Regions from separate parts of the Homo sapiens genome. Here region 2 is linked to region 1. A link is a contact called in ENCODE Hi-C data. All regions are on one chromosome and are shown on one strand. The core of a region is the stretch at or near the end of the contact, and the rest is flanking DNA. Distances in the headings are between cores, read along the strand shown. Region 1 holds the start of NOC3L (NOC3 like DNA replication regulator). Region 2 holds the start of ADIRF-AS1 (ADIRF antisense RNA 1).

Region 1 (2,942 bases), core at 292-2,791:
AGTCTCTCTAAGAGCAACACTATTCAAGGGGCTCAGAACCCTTTGAGCCGCACTACTGGGTTTTCCCACCTGCTCAGGACTGCGAGGCCAGACTCTGTGTCAGGGCCATGCTCAAAAATCATAGACTCAAAAAAACCCACAAAAAACTTGAAGTGGAATGCTTAAATTTATTGAGAAAAAAAAGTCTTTGAGAGACAAGCACTTTGATACTCTTATTCTTGCAATCCATAAAACTTCCTGTAAAAATGAACGACTTTAGGCGGGGCGCGGTGGCTCATGCCTGTTATCCCAGCACTTTGGGAGGCCAAGGTGGGCGAATCACGAGGTCAGGAGATCGAGACCATCCTGGCTAACACGGTGAAACCCCGTCTCTACTAAAAATACAAAAAAAATTAGCTGGGCGTGGTGGCGGGCGCCTGTAGTTCCAGTTACTCGGGAGGCTGAGGCAGGAGAATGGCGTGAACCCAGAAGGCAGAGCTTGCAATGAGCCCAGATTGCGCCACTGCACTCCAGCCTGGGCGCCAGAGCAAGACTCCGTCTCAAAAAACAAAAACAAAAAACGACTTTGGTGAAATTACTAAGCAGACAGAATTTACCCAAAGTTGTAAGATACTGAAATGCAGATACAGTTTTTTATTTTTATTTTTATTTTTTAGACAGTCTTGCTCTGTCACCCAGGCTGGAGTGCAGTGGTGTGATCTCGACTCACTGCAACCTCTGCCTCCTGGGTTCAAGCGATTCTCCTGCCTCAGCCTCCCGAGTAGCTAGGATTACAGGCGCACGCCACCATGTCTGGCTGATTTTTGTATTTTTAGTAGAGACAGGGTTTCACCATGTTGGCCAGGCTGGTCTCGAACTCCTGGAACTCAGGTGATCCACCCGCCTCTGCCTCCCTAAGTGCTGGGATTACAAGCGTGAACCACCGCACCCAGCCATGGATACAGTTCTTTATCAGCTAATGGTTAAAAATTAAAGCAAAAAAAAAATGCAAAATAAAACACTAAGAATCACAGACTTTTAAGTGACCAAGGCTGATGAGAAATCATTCGCCATGCTACAAACACGGCCAGAATGTCCGTCGAGGGGCAGGCATTACACACAAAAAATAAGCTTCTTTCTGCCCTCAGGACTGTATGGAGGAAAAAGACTACGAAAATCAGTATCTATAACAGCATGAGATAAGCAACGTGAGGAGAGGCACAAAATGCAATGAGGTGACCGAAAAAACCAAGTCCTCTCATTCTGAGAGGAGGAGCCCGATTTCCCCAAGGTTTTAAAAGAAATAAATAGGGCGAGAGTCAAAGAATCATACTCAGATAACCTTGCAAAATGCGCCCCTCCCGCCCGGCTTCCCGCCTTTGGCACCGACGCCCTCGGGGCTTCCCTCGTGCCAGTCCGCGCGCGCACGCCGGGGGGCAACCGGTCCAGGGCCGCGAGACAGTCACCGCGAGAGGGCGCGAGCCCGAACCTGTCTACGGAAGTCCCGCCCTCACTTCCGGCGGCGGAGGATTGGGAGGGACTGAAGGCCGTTTCCGGCTCTGGTAGTGTAGGGACTTCGGCACGTGTGTCATTCCCCGGGATTTCTGTAGTAACCCTGCTTCTGGTGAACTTGTCTGGCCGGCATTCATTTAAGGCCTAAGGATGAAGGCGGTAAGTGTCCTCAAAAGCCCGGTCGCCGCGGCCTAGGGCCCCTTCGGGTGATAGAGTCACTGCCTGAGTTAGCTTTTAGGCAGGTTTTCACCCGTGTCTAGGGGGCGGTGGTTTAGACTGGGGGCTTTCCATTCCTTACACCGAGCTCATCCTTGGTTACCCACTGTGTGCGCGCACCACTTCAGAGTATCACGAAGAGACAGGCACGGAGTTTTGCATGCGTGGGATTTCATACTTTGAAGGAATTTTTCAAGACCGTCTTTCGAACTCGTTTTTCACAAATGAGAAGCAGGGTCCTACCCTCAGCGAGTTTATAATGTGAGTCACGGTACCCATGAAGGGTAAAGAGATAGAAAAGCAAGTGATTTGTCCTGGTTCTCCCAGAAAATAAGAGGTAGTCCTGGGGTTCAGGACTAACTTTGGGATTTCTGAATGAGTCACCAGCAAGAGAAGTGGAATCCAAAGATCCGAATTCAGTTTTGCCCTCCTTAGTTTATGGGTCTTTTGGCAGCTTCATCAGTAATGTGAGGATAACAGCAGTCAGTACTCAACTAGGCTGTTAGAGGTGATTTGTTGGAGCACTTTGTAAGTAATAAAATCGTAGATAAATGTAAGTTTTATTAAAGACAGCCAGCATTTTGCTTTGAATGTGTTAAACTACAGGTGTGTTAAACTAGCCTTGAATAGCCACTTACCACTACTAGATCAGTGGTTCTTAACCTGTTTGGGGATCGTAGAACCCTTTGAATTGCTGTGAATTGGGATTGAATAACTGATGCTGTAGCGCTCTTCTGTAGGATTAAAGCCATCGTTTGGTTTTAGCTTTTATATGCAAGTCTGTGGCTGTGGGACATTGAAATTGTGGAATTGGTCTAATGAAATTTGTAATCAGTTCTCTTTAACCTGATTTAAAAAATAAGTTTCTGGGTATGCAGTATTCTTTCTGTTATTTTCTAGAGAAGAAATAAAAAACAGATCCCAAGCTTTCGCAAGTTAATAAAAACTAGTAAAGTCAAACTTGAAAACAAGCTAAAAAATAAGCAGTTTAAACAACAAAGCACTCTCAAGAAGTACCGAAAAGAACAGAGGAAACTAAGGCAAGCTGTGAAAGATGCTGTGTCTAAGAAACCCATTCCATTGGAGAACCCAAAGGAAAAGCGACCAGGTAATTGTGAAAACATCATGTGCTCTGGTTTCCATTGATTTATTCTGAAGTGTTCTTCATGGAAATAACTTTGCTTTCTAGTAATCGCTTTTCTTGTTCTCAGATCTTCCTAGAGTGGGTAAGGATA
Region 2 (2,942 bases), core at 252-2,751, 7.4 Mb after region 1:
CAGCAGGAGCATGATGGGAAGGTCAAGGTGGCTGAGATGGAAGGGAGGGGGTGTTGTGGGAACAGGCTGGAGGTCTGGGAGGCTCTGCCCTCATCAGCAGGTGGGCTTTTCCTTAGACTTGTTCCTCAGACTTGTTCCTCCTGTGGTTCCAAGTGGCTGGTTCTAGGGTTCCTTTCCAGCCACAAGGTGTCCAGAGGAAGATGAAGGGCGGCTTTTTTTTTTTTTTCTGAGACAGGGTCTCACTCTGTTGCCCAGACTGAGTGCAGCGGTCCTCGACCTCCCGGTCTCAAGTCATTCTCCCGCCTCAGCCTCCCAAAGTGCTGGGATTACAGGCTGAGCCACCATGCCCCGCCTTCAAGACAAGAAAAGCCTTTTCTAGAAGACTCCTGGCCTCAGGCCTGATCTCTCTCCTTGGCCGCACCTGGGTCGCACTTAAGGCGATCACTCACAAGGAGAACAAGTGAAAAGTCCCTTGGGATTCATCCCTGAGTCATAGGGGAATGATGCACACCAGAAGGATGCTGGGCTCTGCCAGTCCAGCCCCACCAGCCTCCTGGAGTGGCCCTGAGGCCGGCTCTCCAGACCCTAGGACCTGCTCCTGGAGGCAGGGGCTCCTGGAAGCGCCCCTGACACTGCTCCGGGTGTCTCTTCAAGGACTTTCCCACATTCTACAAAGAAACCTTTTGGGGACAGTCAGCAACATGTAACCGATAGTGGAACCAGGGCAGCCCTGGGTTAAGGGTGGTAGACACGTGCCCCGCGAGGGAGATCTCAGACTGGAGAAGGGAACGGCCTCCTAGGCAGACCTGTACTGCAGCATCTGGACTGGCAGCCAGGTTGGGGACTTCGTCCCCTGCTGGGAGGCCGGGGAAGGCAGGGAGCGCGCCTTGAGTCCGCTGACTAAATCGCCTCAGAACTGGGAAGCACCGCGTAGTCGGTACCTTTCAACAGAAACGCAGAGGCCACTGGCGCGCAGGAGGAGGCGACTGCAGGTGGAGGTAGTACCGGGGTAAAGACATGGAGCGGGTGGACGGGAACCGCTAGGGGCCCGCTGGGGCGTGAGGGGCGCGGGGAGGAAAGGGCCGCAGCAGCCCACGCCCCGCGCCAGGGCCAGGCCTCATCCGGCGCTCAACCAGTGCCACGTTGAGTCACCTACTGGCAAGGCATACACCGTACCGGGGCCACACGCGTGGACACGTGCCGGGGGGGTGCTGGGAACACCAGTCCATCCGGAACCCACTAGACAAAACCTTCCAGGGCCGGAGGTTACCGGTTTGTCCCGAAAGGAAGTGGTGTGGAAGGGAGGGGTCTCCCGCACGCGAGCGCGCACGTGCATGCCCCCCCCACAACCGTGCTTCGTTCTCACGTGCACGGCCCCGTGCCCCGAAGCCCCTCCCCGGGGAGTGGCGGGGCGGGACCCCGCCGGGCGGCAGCGCCCCACTCAACAAAGCTTCCCGCGGGCCCTGCCCCATGACTCACCGCTGGGTGGGGCGGGCACGCAGGCAACCCGCGGGCCGAGACGGGGTAGTGAGGGCCGGAAGCCCGGCTCCCGACTCCGCTTCGTCCCCACAACCTCCGGCCGCCTGAAGTCCTGAGGGGCCGTGGCCCTGGGTCGTCTCCCCTGTTCCCAGCCTCCAGTCGCAGCTGGCGGAGAGAAGTTCCCGAGGCCCCCCCGACTTGCAAGGTCCCTTGCCCCGCCCAGAGCTGAGCCTTCCGAGGATCTGAGGACCGAGTCCAGCCCAGCTCCCAGGAGGGGCCGGGATCCTGGGGCAGGGAATAAGGGGCAGGGGCTGGCTCTAAAGTCGGGCGGGAGAGGGGCACTAACCGAGATGGGGGCTGAGCCTCCGGTCTGGGAGCTTCGGGAGGCGCGTGGCGGGATGGAAAACATTCCTGAGACCGTTGGATTGGATTTCCGAATTTGGGAGGCTAGGACTCCGGCTACGGTGGCTCTGCTCTTGGGATGAGAGGACTGGGCCCAGCTTGCGAGGAATCATGAAGTGGACACAGGGTGGGAACGTGAATTTTAATGAGGGGGCAGACCGAGGAGGTGGTGGCTGCCCGGAGATCAGGGCCAGGCTGTGCTAGATGGCGCCTGGAAGGGGGGTCACCCAAGTCTCCCTGCTGTCATTTCAGGAGGCCGACCCAAGTCTCCCTGCTGTCATTTCAGGAGGCCGAATTTTTTCCCAATCCCAGAGAAGGTGTCAGAGGCCTGGTTAGCAGTCTTGTCGATGGTTTCCTGGGTGGTCTTGGCCAGCTGGTCCATGGCTGGGGAAGGGCGGGAGAGAGGGCAGGTCAGGCAGGGCCCGGGAACCACAGTGCCTGTAGGCTTAGCCTGGCCTGGGTCTCCCGGGGGACCTGCTTGGGGCATTGTGGACAGAGGGCTCTGCAGAGGAGAGGATGTGCCTGGGCCCCAGCCGGGATGGGGCGGGGAGTGGGAGGTGTGCTGGGGTTGCCCGCCTCCCTCCAGCCCCACCAGACCTTTCTGCCCCGCCTCTGTGGCCTGGTCCACCACTTGCTGAGCTGCCGCTCCGGCCGCTGACACTGGAACAGAGAGATGTGGCTTTTAGCCCCTGTTGAGGCACCACCGACTACAGGTGCCCCACCATTGCCATGCCTCTGTGTCCTCCAGAGTATTCGGTGGTACAGGTCCAAGGGATGGATGCCATGGAGATAAAGTCCCTGGCCCAGGGCCCCCCAGCCCGAGGGGCAGGAGACCTTTCCATGCCTCTGGGATGTTTTTGTTTATTTCTAACTCTGAGCTCCTTCTCTGTGGGGGAGGAGCTTCCCTTTCCATCTCCAGGGCTACTGAGAAAATGTTGGACAGAGGAAGGAAGGCAGGGCAGGGCCAGGCTGCAGCTAGCATCTGGACTGTTGGCTAATGCTGGTGATGGCGCAGAAGACCCTTGCCCCCTTTTACAGCTTCTCCCCTAGAAGCCTGGCCC

The links. A loop is a pair of places that touch in the nucleus more often than their neighbours do. Pooled maps may share reads with other maps.
Region 2: a loop to region 1 is called in a pooled map, with 12 times the contacts of the local background. The contact joins the promoter of ADIRF-AS1 here to the promoter of NOC3L in region 1. A Hi-C loop is called at or near these places in 2 of 50 pooled maps.

The regions. Positions count from the first base shown.
Region 1 is chr10:94,361,538-94,364,479 of GRCh38, reverse strand. NOC3L (NOC3 like DNA replication regulator) reads left to right here and starts at 1,541. Exons shown (of 21, transcript NM_022451.11): 1 at 1,541-1,650; 2 at 2,608-2,815. The coding sequence starts at 1,642. RefSeq lists a silencer at 1,338-1,467 and an enhancer at 1,608-1,867.
Region 2 is chr10:86,969,799-86,972,740 of GRCh38, reverse strand. It overlaps ADIRF-AS1 (ADIRF antisense RNA 1), which reads left to right and starts at 1,501. Exons shown (of 2, transcript NR_170185.1): 1 at 1,501-2,942. ADIRF (adipogenesis regulatory factor) reads right to left here. Exons shown (of 3, transcript NM_006829.3): 2 at 2,479-2,541; 3 at 1,826-2,265. The coding sequence ends at 2,159. It overlaps LOC124902474, which reads right to left and starts at 1,336. Exons shown (of 3, transcript XM_047426123.1): 1 at 1,177-1,336. The coding sequence starts at 1,336. It overlaps AGAP11 (ArfGAP with GTPase domain, ankyrin repeat and PH domain 11), which reads right to left and starts at 2,405. Exons shown (of 11, transcript NR_171046.1): 1 at 1,826-2,405. RefSeq lists a silencer at 1,024-1,573 and enhancers at 772-1,971, 1,808-2,559, 2,560-2,942.